2 separate regions of the Mus musculus genome follow, and region 2 is linked to region 1. The links are chromatin loops, found by intact Hi-C in ENCODE. Cell type or tissue: left cerebral cortex. All regions are shown on one strand.

Evidence for each region. Hi-C counts contacts between places; a loop is a spot of excess contacts. Peaks named below come from ENCODE experiments on the same cell type or tissue, not always from the same donor. Only the 100,000 strongest peaks of a DNase experiment are listed, where the experiment ranks them.
Region 2: a loop joins it to region 1, with 2.7 times the contacts of the local background. A loop is called at or near these places in 2 of 42 quality-filtered maps.

What each region holds. Positions count from the first base shown.
Region 1 is chr13:53,457,317-53,465,316 of GRCm38, reverse strand. Gm33763 (a long non-coding RNA gene) reads right to left here and starts at 3,962. Exons shown (of 4, transcript XR_873406.2): 1 at 3,136-3,962. In left cerebral cortex, a CTCF peak has its summit at 3,289; no DNase peak of the experiment used is centred here; H3K4me3 peaks cover 402 bases.
Region 2 is chr13:54,059,420-54,067,419 of GRCm38, reverse strand. No RefSeq gene overlaps it. Among named protein-coding and RNA genes, the nearest start is that of Drd1, 7.8 kb to the right of the region's middle. In left cerebral cortex, CTCF peaks have their summits at 3,917 and 5,158 (motif pointing right); DNase peaks (open chromatin) are centred at 3,927 and 5,124.

The DNA of each region.
Region 1 (8,000 bases):
CTCACGCACCATGCTCCTGCGGAGTCTTACGATCTCTGTATCGACTGCCAGTAGCCTGGCATACAAATACACCTGCCCGTCCATACTTTAATGCTTTCTACAGGGCAAACAAACAAACAAACATCTTTGCAGGTAGGAAACTTCGCTTTAAAAAAAAATTAGGGGTGAAGGAGCAGGAGTTTGCATTTGTGGAGCCGAGGAGCCTGTGTTTAGGGAGGACGGAGGCATTTTTCTTGAACTATTATTATTCCTTACCGCATCCCTTGAGAGAGGTTATGCTTGTCACAGGGGAAACTGACGCCCAGAGAGATAGCTCACTAGAAGTCACAGAACTTGTTGACTGTGGCGATGCGTTGGGAATGCAGTTGAAGGGTGAGCCCAGAAGGTGGTGAACAACGAAAGGGGAGGCAGAGCAGGGGAGCTCAGAAAGTAGGTAGGGGTCTGGAGGGCCGGCTTTAGAATTATGCACCAGCTCTGGTCCCTCATTGCTTAGGGGCTTCCCCAGGACATCTCCATTCCATTGGCCCTGGGGGCCCAGCCCGCCCCTCCCCCCTCTCGGTCGTGCCTTGGTGATGCGGGGGCAGGGGCTGTAGGAGGTAGGCCGCCGAGGCCTGGCTGAGAGCGGGAGCCGGCGAAACGTCTGCCTGACCCGACTGAAAAGAGGATGCCTGCCTTTGAGCGCAACCTTGTCTGACCGAATGAAAACTCCCACGGCCATTCTTTGCTATGAAAGCCCCTCATTTGCCACGGGTTGGAGAGGCCATTGCCCCACCCCCCATTCCTTTTCCACTGCCGGGCTGGAAATAAGCATAAACCTCATTTATAAAGGAACCCACGTCACACACACACACACCCTCCCCAAAATCACAGGGCCTGGTTGGTGAAGTCGATTGTGCCCGCTTCCCCTTTCATGTAAGAACAACAAAAAAAATCTGAGATTGCTGATGCTACAGGCCGCTTTAATGAAATAGTCACAGCAAGGAGGAAAAGCCTTCTATCCACCCGCCCCCCCCCAAACCAGGCCCCTATAGCTGCCCCTCACCCCACACTCTCTCCCCTTCACCCTCCCAGAACAAAATGAGCCACAGTAAAATGACTTTCTGAAATAGCCCCGCTTCAAAGCGGAGCAAAGGACTCGCTTTCAGACTCCCCAATGAACGCTGGCCCGATAAGGTCCTAATAGCCAAATCCAAACTCCGTACACCTCTGACTTTCCAACCTCTTCCAACCCTCGCAGCGTTTGTTGATGAAAACACTTTGATGTCCTGAGTCCTCCAAACAATTATTATTATAATTTTAAACAACCTGGTATTTTCCATTACTAACGGCTCAAGCTTTGAAGTTACACCTCATAATTTCCTAAATTAAATAAATCATTTTAAGTTTGCACTGGGAGGCTTTTAATAGCAGAGAAAGGAATATCATTATCTTATTGAGACCCAATTGTGGTGGCTCCAGCTAGGCTGTAGCTAGGGGCAAAGCAGACTCAGTCTAACAGACATACTTTATTAACCTCCCATAACTCTTGAAAGAACAGTTTTATATTTTCTTTGATTTCCCCCTCCCTCTCTTATTTTAAAGCTGTCCCAACCTTTAATTAGTGCTTAATATGAAAAGCATTATTTTTTTAATGCTATGTAATTTACCAGCGGCAACAGGCCAACTTAACAATTGTTTATTAGACTTGGTTTTTCACACAGGGCAAAGAATGCCGCTCCAAACCCAACTTTTCATGGCTGGTTGCACTAATTAATACAGTGTCTGAAGCTCCTAGAGTTTTGTTTTTTTTTTTTTTTAATATTGAAGCATATGAGGGTGGAGGGGGTGTGTTTCAAAGTTCAGCTCCTGCCGACGACAGTCTCTGATTTCTTGAATCATGCTGTTTTGTCCTGTCTGTGAAGTTAACACAGACAGAAACTGTTCCCGGGCACCCCAGACGCTGAGATCCCAGCAACAGCAAGAGAACCCTGGACACCTCTGCTTGTGATTTATGACTTTTGGGGCCAGGCTTGGGGGCTCGGGGTGGGGGGTGGTCCGTTCCGGGCTTAGGGTGGGGTTACCCCTCATCCAGTCTGTGAGGGTGCAGAGCTGGCCTGATGCCTTGGTCTGGGCAAGCAAATGCCGGGAGTCCCAGACCCTAGAGAGTGCTTGGCATTGGGCATAGAATTTGCTAGGCTGAGGCAGGGACTATGGCAAAGGGGTGGAATGAAGGACAGGCTGAGACCCAGGCCTGTGGCTCTGCCACCAATGTGACCCTTGGCGTCTTTCTCCTTCCTCATTCTTTTGTCTTACTTCCCTTTCACATCTTTTGTTCCTCCCCCAATTCTTTACCCTCTCTTTCTGTCGTTCCTTTTTTATAATCTTCCGCTCCTTAATTTTTCTTGCCCAGCCCACTCTATGTCTCGTTAATTTTCTTTCCTGCCTCCGATTTGATTTTGATGCGCTCATCCCGGTAACTTCTCCCTCCCACTCTTTTCTTCCCTCCTCCTTCTCTCAATCTCCCACACCCCCGTTTTCTAAATTAGTCCCAACCCCACCCTCTCTTCCCCTCTTCTGGCTTCCACTTTTTCTTCTGTCCGGGCAGCTCAGAGCTGGCGGGTGCCCCGCACTCCGGAGCGGTTCAGCGCAGGGTGGCTCGGCACTGCGCTCTCTCTCGGTCTGCACCTGGCTAGCTAGCCTCGGACCGACCGGGGCGCGGGAAGGGGCCACGACTCCGGGCAGAAGGACAGAGTCCGAGCGCGAGGCCCCTCCCGTCCCTCCCTCAGCCAGCCGCCCGTTTGAAGTCGCGAGCCGGGCAGGAATGCAGTCGGGTTATCAATCACCCAGCTGGATCCCGAAGGTCTCAGCCTAATCACATTTAATTGCTCGTGGAGGCCCATTCTCGCCCCCGGCTCGCCGCCGCGCTCAATTACTCCCCAAATACCTGCCATCAATAAATGTGCACTGACACCGGGCCTGGCCCGCTCCACTAGCCCAAGAGATCCCAGCCGACCAGGTACCCTCGACCCCGCCTCAACGCCATCGTTAAAATTTACACTTCAAATCCTGATGGAATAGGCCACGCAGAGGACACCTCCCCAACCCCCCTAGATCGAACGCTCCCCAAGTGGCGGACATTGATGCTCAGAGACTTACATCCATCTTCTCCTTTAAGGGAATCAGGTTTGGGTCGAGCGTTAGTGTGCCTGAGGTGGTCAAGACAGTCCAACTAGGGTGAAACCTTGCCACCCCTCCAAGCCACCGCTGCTGGAGGGAAAGCACGAGACAACAGTGCCTCCCAGAGGCCGGCGATTTGCCTCTTCCTCCCTCGCGGTGGCCAGGTAACTTGGCCAGCATTCAGGTGCCTATCTCCTGCTGGCTGCTTCGCGAAGTAAGCATGCGCGATTGGGTTCATTTTTCCCAGGGAGGCCGAGGCACGAACTGAGCTGGGAAGATCTAGCCCCGTGACTGAAGCCCTAGGTCCCCTGCCTAATGTTAGAGGACCTGTAGCTGCTGTCCATTCCCGTCCAGCCCCCTCACTGTTAAACTCACAGAAATCATGGTCTCCTCTCTCCCTCTCCTTGCCCCCTCACTATAGAAAATTCCTCCTAAGAATTGCACAGACCTCTCTGTCTGCCTCTCTTTGCACTGCCCAAATCACACAGCAGGTGAGCTCAGAACCCAGAAATCCACACAGCTCAAGAAGTGCCCAGCCTTTTGCTTGCCATCACCCTCCTGCTGAGAATCTTCCTTTTAAAAAGTCTGCACACTGTCTTTCTTTGTGGTTTCCCTTTCAGGAGGAGTTGGTAATTACATAGTATCTATACAAGACAAAGGAGTTCTCTCCTAAGCAAGCCTCCCTACTTTCTTTATTCCACCCCTCCCACTGTTGTTTGAAGTTGGTTAGTAGCCAGGTAGCGACCTTGAACTCCTGATCCTCCTGCCTCAGGAGGTTGGGATTACAGACGTACACTACAGTTTCCCAGCTGCCATATACTTACACACACACACACACACATTTATAGACACATATATTACAGAATAAGTTTTAGTATCTAAAATGCCCTATGTTCAATGTGAAATATTATCTTTATCATATAGAAACTAACTCTGGCCTTCCAAAGGCAGAGCCAAGGTGGGCAGCTGTAAAAAGTACGTTTTAGCTGGCTTGCGTTATATCTGGTCCCTTCATTTGCTCAATCATTCTTTCTTTCTTTCCCAAGTATACAGGTTCCTCAAAGGGGTTTCTGTACTGCTGGGCATGCCATTTTTTAAGGGGGGGGATTTGGGCAAAGTTTTGCCCATCTTTATTTCAATGCTGAAATCACTCCTGACTTTGTAAGGAAATTCTGTATGAACTGCGTGGTGCCTCCTAAGGTCCCCTCTCAGAAAGTGACCTAGAAGGTGGTGCTGATAGATGGATGGGGCTGTTATTGAGGTTAAATTGGCCATTTAGGGAAAGTCCAAAGGCTGCTGTGCATAGCCTGGCTGGTCTTTGTGGTTGGGTTTCTCTTTGTTTAGCTAGCAGTGAGAGCAGAGAGGAGACAACTAGGAAATCCCATGGGGTGGCTGAGGGGAATATGATCCTGAACTTGAGAATTCCAGGAAAGCAACTATATACAGTTGATGGATGTGGGCTGGGGACAGAGAAGTGTGCATGTACTCACTGCGTGCACTCGAGAACGAACACACACACACACACATACACACACCATGATACCTCCCCGTAACATCTTCCGGTGAGCTGGGGCAGTGCCAGGTGGCTACTACATTTGAGAGTTGGTTTTCAGATCTAATGTGTTCTTGGGTTAGGGATGCTAATGCCTTTTCTGGCTACTGGTAAGTCACAGCCCACTTTGATGAAAAGGAAAATTTGTCCTTTTATTTTTAGGTGTCCCTAGCCATAGTAGCAAGTGAATAGTAATGAACTTGGGGCCCCAGAAGGACAGATTCTGCTAGAGAGGAGGCAAGATATTTGTAAGGCTTAGGGCAAATAAAAAGTGGAGTCATGCTAAGACATCTTTCTCAGGACATCAAGGCCCACATTTTCTCCATATGCTATCCCTGCCTATATCTGGGTCAAGAAAGTGATACCCTTAATTTTTTAGAAGGAAATAAATGTGGTAAGTCTTTGGAGTACAAAATAACTGTCTATGACTCTGCCTATCTATCTGTTGGTATATCTAACTACCTACCAGTCATCTATGCATGTGCTGGAGATGACTCCAGGGTCATCTTGCACATGCTAAACTCTTGTTCTCCCATTGTGCTACAGACCCAGCCACAGTGATGCTGACAGCATGTTACTTTGCTCTCTTAAGTCAGCAGCAAACCCAAAATTCCTTTGTCCTGGCTAACAGCCTACAACAGCGATCCTGAACCTCTGATGCCAAATGAGCATCCTGAAATTCTCTAGTCAAAAATAACTGCGTTCACTTCAACTTTTAGGAAATGCGTTGTTCAGCCTCTGCCACACTCATTGGGTTAAATTACTTAATTGGCTTAGATCAGTAATTTCACTTTCACCCACATAGCAACTATCACCCCTATGTATTATATATGGAAACTGACACACCCCCCACCCCCCCCACCCCCCACCCACCCACCCACCCACCCCCCCCCCCCCCCCCCCCGCTCCAGGATTGCCTGACTATGATCTCACAACTGAGTGGCAGACTGAGAACAACTCCAGAGGAACAAGCTTTTGGTTTTTGTTTGTTGGTTTTTGTCTGTTTGTTTTTTGTTCTTTGAGGCAGGGTTTCTCTGTGTAGCCCTGGCTGTCCTGGAACTCACTTTGTAGACCAGGCTAGCCTCGAACTCAGAAATCTGCCTGCCTTTGCCTCCGCTGGGATTAAAGGCGTGCGCCACCACCGCCCAGCTGAGGAACAAGCTTTTAAGGCAGCTACTGCCAGGCCTGGGGTGGGGTTCAATGGCAGAGCACTACTCAGCCATTCGTGTTGCACAGTCTGTGTGAAATACAGAATTAAGTGAGACCCTCCTAAGTTAGTTATTAGGTGTCTGTAGAGAGCTTCCTCTGAGTTGTTTTAAGACTATGACTCCGTGTCAGGATACAAGAGTTCCAACTCTGGCCAATCTGATCTAGCTTGGGAAGAAGAGAATCTAGGGAAATAATTCTCTTCTGTCCCTTCTCTTGGATTCCTCCTTCCTCTCCTTTGTTTGGTTTTGTTTGGTTGGTGTTTGTTGTTGTTGATGCTGTTGTTATTACTGTTGTTTTGTTGACCTTATTCTCAGACTACAACCCAGGCTGGCCTTGACTCTCTGGGTTCAAGCCTTCTTCATCAGTTTCCATCCCATTGAGCTTGACAATGTCCCTTGCCTGTGCTTAAAGGCTGGGTTTTCTCCCCTGTCGTGTGGGAGGGCCCAGAAGAAGGAAGATGCCTGCCTTTCTTACCGGTTTCCATCATCCTTTCCCTCTCACTCTCTGCCATCGCAAGGCCAGTTCTGGGACTCAGAAGTAAATTTCTCCCCTTACGGAAATTAGCTGGGAAGTCCAAGGCACAATTTCAGAATCAAAGGGGTCATTGCTATTATACTGAACTATGTTCAGCTCAAACACTCTCTAGGCAGTGGCAGGACTGTGACTTTTCAGGACATGAAGACACAGGTTGCAGGGTAAAGATCTTGAGGACAGTGAACCTCGCGAAGTGTAACTTCTGCCTCTAGGTCATGGCAAGAAAAAGAAAACCACGCTCAGATCTCCACATCACATACATATCAGTAATTCATAGACCCTGAAAGTCGCTTCTAAAGGCTGCTAGTCCCCCCACCACTTATCAGAGTCCAGATTTCAAACCCCTGGGGCAGAATGAGGTCTCCCATTACTAAGCCTTCATCACTCCCCCAACTATATAACAGGCCATTTGCCAGGGGGTTATGAAACATGATCATAAATTAAAACTAAGTAACTCCCGTAAAATAAGTGGACAAAGAGCACTCTGTAAGGCTGAGGCTCCGTTTTGACTGTGCTCGCTCATTTATTTGGGTACTTACACCGGTTTCAGAACTCAGGTAACTCCATGTATTGTAAATCTATGGCATGGGGACTGCTCCTGCAAAGCTTTATCCAAGAGTCATCTCAGGCCTGATTGTAAGAAGTGCCACTCAGGTGTCCCTTCATACTTTGCAAAGTCATTTGTGTTATTTCTGCCAGCTGGGTAGCTTGCCTGCAAGACTGGGACCGCAGAGAGGGGAGGGGGCCTGAGCTGCTCACAAGAGTGGAGATGTCAAGGTGCAAACAGAAAACTCAGCATGCTTTGGAACAAGATTGACATTTCGGTGTTTGGGAAGCGGAGACAACAGAATTGCTGTGAGTTTGGTGAGTTCCAGGCCAGCCAAGGCTATATAACAAGTCTCAAAATAATAATCAATAATAATAATAATATCAGGTTTACTTTAAAGAGGAATTTGGAGCTAGCACACCATGGCTGGTAGAGAGGTAGTGTACGGGTTGATAGAATATTCATTCACTCATTTGCAGTTAGTTCAGTAGACAGTGGTAAGTAGCTACTAGTTGTGCCACTGTGACCTCACACACACCATACTTTGATGTGAGATGCACATACTCTCCAGAATACACAGGATGACTAGACACGAAATCTCAGTTCTACCACTACCACATTCAAACGTAGGGGAGTGCTAGAGAAATGTGGTGGTTATCACTAGCTTTCCTTTTTGATCCCAGTCTCTTTCCTTATGAGCCTTCCCCTCTCTTTCTCTCTCCCTCCCTCCTTCCCTCCCCCTCTTCCTTTTTTTTTTTTAAAGATTTATTTTATTTATTATATGTGAGTACACTGTAGCTGTCTTCAGACACTCCAGAAGAGGGCATCAGATTTCATTACAGATGGTTACGAGCCACCATGTGGTTGCTGGGATTTGAACTTGGGACCTTTGGAAGAGCAGTCGGTGCTCTTAACCGCTGAGCCATCTCACCAGCCCCCCCCCCTTCTTTTCTTTCAGTTGTCAGAAAACTCATCATTTCTACCTCCTTTAAAATGTACAGC
Region 2 (8,000 bases), 600 kb before region 1:
GCTATGCTTTCCTCTAGGAATGATAAAGTTGTCACTTATGTTAATCCAATGCTAATGGATTATGCATTTTGTTATAGATGAGGCCATGAAGTTAGATGTTTTAAGATGTAGGTTGGTATACACATATACACTATAAACTTATTAATATGGAATCAGTGTTTTTCATGAAAAGATCTAACAAAAATTGTTAAATTTGGAGTCTCTATGTCAACTGGCTATCAGATTTAATATTACTATAATATAATCTATATAATGAAGTATCTGGCATGAAGCATGATTTTAAAAAAACTCATTAAAAATGTTACTTGACGCCGGTGGTGGTGGCACACGCCTTTAATTTCAGCACTTGGTAGGCAGAGGGAGGTGGATTTCTGAGTTAGAGGCCAGCCTGGTGAGTTCTAGGACAGCCAGGGCTATACAGAGAGAAACCCTGTCTCGAAAAAACCAAAAAACCAAAAAACAAAAAACAAAAAACAAACAAAATAGTTACTTGATTTTTTTTATGCTTTTGAGATCTTATTAAAACAAATATATGATGTTTGTATCTATAAATGACCCATAATTTATCATTCTCATATATATGTATATGTATGTATTAGAAAATTTTACATGAAGCTAGGTCAGTAATAACCAAAACATTGTTTATCAAAAAATTTTAAATGCATTGTATTAAAGCAGTTTGACTTTCTTAGAAGGTTGTCTGTAGCACAATTTAAAAAGGTCTGTCTCACTGTGTTAAATGTCCATAGGAGCACAGGGCAGCTCTCATATTAATTAACATGCATAAAGCACAAAGTTAATCAATATCTTGGATTGGAGGTCAAAGGCTCAGAGGCTGGGCAGGGTCATGATAACAAGAGACACAGAGGAGCTGTTGCTCAGCCAAGTAAAGATGGCACACCCGGCATGTTCACCACACAAGGGCTGAGTCTGCCTAGCTTAACACGTTGTCACAGTGGGTGTAAGGGATAGATGCCGTCACTTCTTCTGATTTGTTCCAACCAAAGCCATAAGTCAGGATTTTTAATGCAAAATTTTCTAGTGTTTTGAATGCTGGCCACTAAGTTATTGCTAAACAAAAGGTGAGACAGCCCAAAGTTGCCACACATTAGGCCTGTGAGTCTAGGCACTAGCTTGTCCCTTGCTGTAACTGTGAGCTTTCCCATCCATGCAGAGATTCCCTGAAATAATGACTCTGCTACTCAAATATGTTTACAAGCACCTTGACCATAAGCTTGGATTGTTCTCCAACTAGCTCATAACCTAATATCTCATTTATTCTAATCTAAGTTCTACCACCTGGCTGGTCACCTTAGCTCAGCACTCATTCATCTGTCCTTCTTCATGTTCCAGGGCAAATCCTCCCACATCTGGATTTATCCCAGAAACCTTTCTGTCTACTGGAAGTCCCACATTCTATTCTGCCATTTCCTATAGGCCACTGATTTTTTTTTTGGACAGGTGATGCATACATATAGTACACAAGAGATTCTTTCTAAACCTTGCACATAGAGCTTCACTGTATAAAATATGTATCTGATAACTCTTGCATGGAAAGAATAAGGACAAAAATTGTGAGAATATGACTGCTTGTAGCTAAAATGAAGATTGGTCTACACGCCATACTCTCAATTCCCTGTGTCCCGTGTCAATCATGATGTTCTCGGATGTGTATCTTAGGGGAGGCTGAGTTTATTCAGGGTGCCGGGGATACTGGAGTGAGTTACATAGTATCTAAATCAAGATATTCAGGGTGAAGGAAGAAGCAGGTCATCTCAGCCTAAGACAGCCCCAGAGGAAGGAATTGGTCCATGTATTGGGAAGACTTCAGGAAGAGGGGACAGATTAACTGAGGTTCAAAGGATGAAGTGGGAGAAGAGCTGTGGGAAGGGACTGTTGTGAAACTCCTCCAGACAGCTGTGGGTGGGAAGCTGCAGCTGCCGGGGATGCTGGGCATGGTGTAGACCTGGGTGGTTGGGAGGGTTGGTTGTAGTTCTGTCATGGAGTATAGCTAGAGGATATGTAGGTATCCTGCCTTCAAGAGGGGCTGAGATAAAGGATACTGGGGCACTAGTACGGGTTCCTTTACCAATGAAGGTAGGGAGGGGTTGGGGCCATAGCTAGGGCCAGGAGAGCTTGAAACCAAGAGAAAGGGCAAAATGCAGATGTGGCCAGCAAGGCCATTCTCCAGGAGAGATGTGGACAGTGGGACCATTGTTAGTTACACAGGTCCATGCTAGCTCCACACTGCAAACAGCTGGGAAACTTTGAAAAACTCCCCTTTCTTCAAATAGAGAATACAGAATCTGGATTCTGTGTGCTCTGAAATGAAGGGACAGACATGGATGACAGGGAATCATCCCCCCAAAGTTATGAATCTTGGGTTTCTGTGTCATCTTAGAGGTAGCTGCCATGGTGTCTTGCCATTTTTCCAGTTAGTGGTACTGAAGATGGGCCAGGCCAGCAAGCTCCTTGTTGGCCAAGTACACAATAATCTGACACACATTCTTGTGTGCAAGTGGAAGAAGTCTAGCAAGTCCCCTGGGCAAAGCCTCCAAAGGGGCTCTTTCTTTAAAAATAAAGCAATTCTCACAGTATTGAGGTTGGCTTCAGTATGAGCTCATCATCCAGCCCTCGAAAGGCAGAGGAAGGAGGATAACCACGAGCCAAAGGCCCGCGGTCCACACTGAAAAATCCAGGCCAATCAGGACTACACACTGAGAGTCTCTCTCAAAGCAAAAGTGACAAGAAAAATAAAAGAAGCTAATTGTGTCTCTTAACTAGATCAGAGGCCAAATTGATGGTGTCACTGCCAAGAAATCGAAGCTTTTTTTTTAAAGCGTCTTCTAGGTAGACCTGAAAGTTGGAAGCCTTTTTAGTCATAATACTGCCTGCCAGTTATGTATATGATCCGTTCCTCCCCCGCCACCCCTCCCCCACTTGTGTGAACATGCTGCAGAGGCTTCTAGAATGTTCAGGGCCATGTGGACGTGTTCTCATGATCTGCCATTTATTTTGAACACACAGATCCATGTTTTGTCTAGTGTGATCCAGCCTATACCACCCTGCAGAGTTCCCTAGTGCAACAGCAGAGTCTTCTTTTAAGGTAGATACAACGGAGGAGTTCGGGAAAGGATTTATTTTGCAAACCTGCATAATGTTTAAGAACCATGTTCAAACAGTTGAGAAAAGCAGTTGTATCCAAGCTGATACATTGTATCCAATCTGATACATTGTTTTCTTTTGGAAACAATGGCGCTATCACCACCGCCACTGAGCACCAGGTGTCTGGCCTGTCAACCACTCAGGTGGCCTGGTGAGCCTACATTTGGGAACAGCTTCACATTGGATTCGGATTGTTCAGGGTCACATCCCAGTTTCGTGATGGATAAGACAAGCTAGAACTAGCAGGTCTCCGGCAAAGTAAGGCAAAGTAATCTGGGAAATGTGCTTTGTAACTCAGATCCTCAGAACAGAAGAGAAAGCCAGGAGAGGCTTGGAATGAGCATGTTCAGTTCCTGTTGTAATTCCACCATGCCTGTGGCAGAGACGGGCCGGGGAGTCTTTGTTATCCTGTGTAGGCCAAAGCTTCAAAGTGATATTTTGAGCCTGTTTTCTTCTTTGGCTACAAATCCTATTACAGGTGTGGAGAGCTTTGAATGTTCTCTCTAATCAAAGTTATTCCTAGTTGTGTTTTCTCATATTTTCTTTTAAGAAATTCATAGCAATTACAATCAAGTCATAAATATCCGTGTGTGTGTGTGTGTGTGTGTGTGTGTGTGTGTGTAGATTAATAAAGGGCCATGGAGAAGGACAGTTTTTCCCCATCAGTCCTACCTCTTATTAGTGAGTGACATCAGGCAAGTTGATAAACGTTTGAAACAGGCTGATAAAACTTGCATCAGAGTTGGTCCATAGAGGGCGCTAAAAGAACAATATTCATTTCCCATGGTTGTTTTGTTTTGTTTTTGTATGTGTTTCAATTTAACAAATTTGAACAGTAATACTGGCATTCATCACACTGAAATGGAAATAACACATTTTTATACTGGCTTTGACTCAGAAATCCCCATCCTTTGGGAAATGGCTTTGCTTCCATGTAGTTTAACACAACTAATTCATTCTGTAATTTGTAAGCTCCCTTAATGACCTCTTGCTCTGCCATCGAATCTTATACAGTAATTATATACTCAATATAGATTTAGGAAAAGTATGTACTGATATGAAGATTGCTTTGTTTTAATTTATAAGTTTGTTTTTCACACTTTCAAGTAGTCAAAAAATTCTATTTAAAAAAAAAAAGTAATTTTGAGTCCTTGTCTGAATCCATTTGAGGTCCTAGGTCATCACTCTGGGAAGGATTAATATGGCTCTTAGAGAATTTCTCTAAGTTTCTACAAAAAGGAACATGGAAAAGAGAAGCCTGGGGCTTGGCTCTCTGACTTCCTATCTCATCGCATGACCTTTTTTTTTCTCACATACTCTCTCACCTTCACACTTTGTCACATTGTGACGGAGTAGGAAACGCCCTCCTGAGAGCCAAGCACCATGCTCCCGAATCTCCAGGACTGTGAGATGAATTGATCTCCGCCCTGTTTAAAAAACTGGATTGTCCCTATTTATTGTAGCAATAGAAGATGGACTAACACAGCTTGATCCTCACTTCACCAAATAGAGATTGTAGCCTGTGCAGTCAGAAAGGACTAGTCTGGATGCAACTATCAACTCCATTCTGTGCCTCTGGACAAACACATCCCCCTTTCTTCTTCCAATCTTCCCGTTCAGGCAAGATTCATATGGAATATTACATCATGGCCAAAACCCAGGTGTTTGCCAGTTGTGGTTCTGACGTGTTCCTTGGATGTGCATATGTGTTATCCAGGGACAGAATATTGTAGATAAACTCAAACAAAACTGTAAGTGTAGCATCCAAGAAATCTTATCCGTGTAGTGTAGCGACTGAACAGATAGGGTGACCTGGTGGAAACAGACCCTGGAAAGAGTGCACATTGTAGCTATTATTTGTTGCGAAGAAGAGTAAACTAAGAATGCTCCTTGCTAGGTGGCTTCTGCCACATCTTTTAGCTGCCAGTTTTTTCAGTTGATGCTCTTTCAGGAGAGTGAGCCCAGGAGCTCACATTGGATGCCTCAGGCCACAAGAGGGCTTCATTGTACAGGTGATGCCATTCAAAGGCTGGATAGGAGCACTGGCCCACCAGGCCTTTCAGATGAGCAGAAAAGCAAGGGGGCTGCAGCAACAAAACCTGGCAGGATGTCTCTCTGGAGACCACGGTGGCTGGTTCATTCCCACATCCTTTGGTTTGTTTGTTTGGTTGAGACAGGGTTTCTCTGTGTAGCTTTGGAACTCACTCTGTAGACTATGCTGACCTTGAATTCAAAGATCCATCTGCCTATGCATTTTTTAAAAATTGTTGTGATAAAATAACACAGCACTTGCCATGTTAATCCTTGAAGCACACACTTTGGCAACACGAAGCACATTACATCATGGTGGACTCATCACTACCAGCCACCACAGAACTCCGTTAATGAGCACTCTCTTTCCACTCTCAAAGTAGAAGCAGTCTGGCCAAGGTGATATTGGTGGGACACATGGCTTCTCAGCCAGTCAAACTTTTCTCTCTCCCCTGTCCTTCTCACAAAGGAAGCACCTGATTATTCAACCTCAGATCAGATTTCTACCCTACAGCGAGGATTAGCAGGCTACTTTATCATCACCAAGAAAATGTATTCATTAAAAAGCAGCCAGATGCCCCAATCTCAACAAATGCTCACTCGAAAGTAGCCTTTGCTAAGACAAGGTGTTAGAAAGTGACATTTCCCGACCAGTTCCTACATCCTTGGTGTTCCATAGATAGAACTTCATTTGCTCCTCACGGTCTTGTGTGGTAAGTAGCATTTTTCAGGTATAGATAAAGGTACCAGAAGGATGAAGAAACCTGGCTTCTCACAGGCAGATGGTAATGACGTCAGTCTTCAACCTTAGGTCTGCCCTTTCACTGCAGGTCTCTGCACTGATGTCTTAGGGTTTTACTGCTGTGAACAGACACCGTGACCAAGGCAACTCTTGTAAAGGACAACATTTAATTGGAGACGGCTTCTAAGTTCAGAGGTTCAGTCTATTATCATCATGATGGAAGCATGGCAGCCTCCAGACAGGCATGGTATAGAAAGAGCTGAGAATCTACATTTTGATCTGAAGGCAGACAGAAGACTGACATCCTCAGGCAGCAAGGAGAAAGCTCTCAAAGCCCACTCCCACAGTGACACTCCTACCCCAATAAGTCCACAGCCACTCCAACAAGGCCACACCCACTCCAACAAGGCCACACCTCCTAATACTGCCACTCCCTGGGCCAAGCATATTCAAACCACCACAGCTGGTTAATTTTTTTTTTAAATCACGTAACCAAATTCCTGAGAAAAAGCAGCTTGAGGAATGAGAGGAATATTTTAGCCAATGGTATCTGGGGATGTAGTTCATCCTGGTGGGAAGGCTTGGCAGTACGAACTTGAGGCTACTGCTTACTTGTGTCTCAGGGACCAGGAAGCAGAGAGCAGACCTGATGCAAAAGCAGTTTTTTAAGCCCTTAAGGCCCATCCCTAATGACCTACTTCCTTCAGCAAAATTCAGCCTCCTAAGGTTCTACAGCTCCCAAAATAAGAATAGTAGGATGGGCCTTGGCCTGGGAATTACTTCCAGACTGAAGCATCCCTCTGGGGTTAGTCATGTATCTTCTTGGCCCAGAGGAAACTCTTGTACCTTTAGTTTCTCCACAGAGCAGGCATTTCCAGTCTGAAAAGTCCAGTTTAGCAACATGTTTGCAAAGACTCCTGCTACTATACTGTCCATATATTGTTACAAAAAAAAATCTCTCTGAACACAGAGTAAATAATTTTTTGGGAATTAACATTTCTTTTGCCCTGGCTTAGGTCTTCTCTCTGTGTGTGTCTTTCTTTCTCTCTTTTGTTTTTAGTAAGCTCATCTTTTGCTTTTTTAACAGTAACAAAAAATGAACTGCACTGCAATTCTGTACTATGCTGTACAAAAGGTAGCTATCATTTAACACTGAAGTACAAAGTCTTGGATTAGAGATGTTTGCTGTGGTCTTGGCACATGGACAGGCAACTTGCCAGTAACACACTCAAAAACATTTACAGACTACATGGTAACATTTGCAGTGGTTGCATCTCTTATAATGAATTAACTATGCTCCTGACCCCCAAAGCCGGCTTAGACCAAACTGATTCTGCATCTCTCAAAACTAAGGGGTTTCGACGGGAGAAGGGAGAATCTGGGTGTCATTACTGTAGATGGGGCTCACACTTGAATCTATGGAATAGCAGGCCAGGATAATGGGATGGTAGAAGTATTCTAGTAGAAAAAGAAAATTCATGGGACAGCAAGATGGCTTAGTGGAAAAAGGTGCTTGCATCTCAGTGAGTCAGCCTGAGTTTAATCTCCAAGATGCACATTGTGGAAGGAGCAAATCTACCTCTACCTACACACATAGATAAATAAATGTAAAAAAAAAGATGTGTTATTAAAAGAAAAAAATCCAAAATCCCATATACCTCTATTTCAGGTTCCCTTGCCTGTCAAGAATCTTTTGCCATTTCAGCTTTAAAATAAAGTCAAGAATAAAATGTAAAAGTTGAGATATTTCCTGACTTCTTGATATCAAGCAACAAAGGACGTTAAATCCCTCCAGATCGAAATCTGGGTGAAGAGTAGACAAGTGTCCCTACTTCCTGATCCCCCCACGGTGGGAAACCAGGGAGATGAAACTGGACTGGTGCATCCACTTCCTGTTTCAAGAGAAGTTCTCACCCATGGTGTAGTCTGGGAGACTCTCCAAATTGAAGACTTGAAGAAATTTAAGAGCAAAATAGCTAGAAACTGCGAGAGTGAGGCATGGGGAAAGAAACAGGGAGGGAGAGAAAGTAAGAGAGAGGGGAGAAGGGGAGAGGGAGAGAGA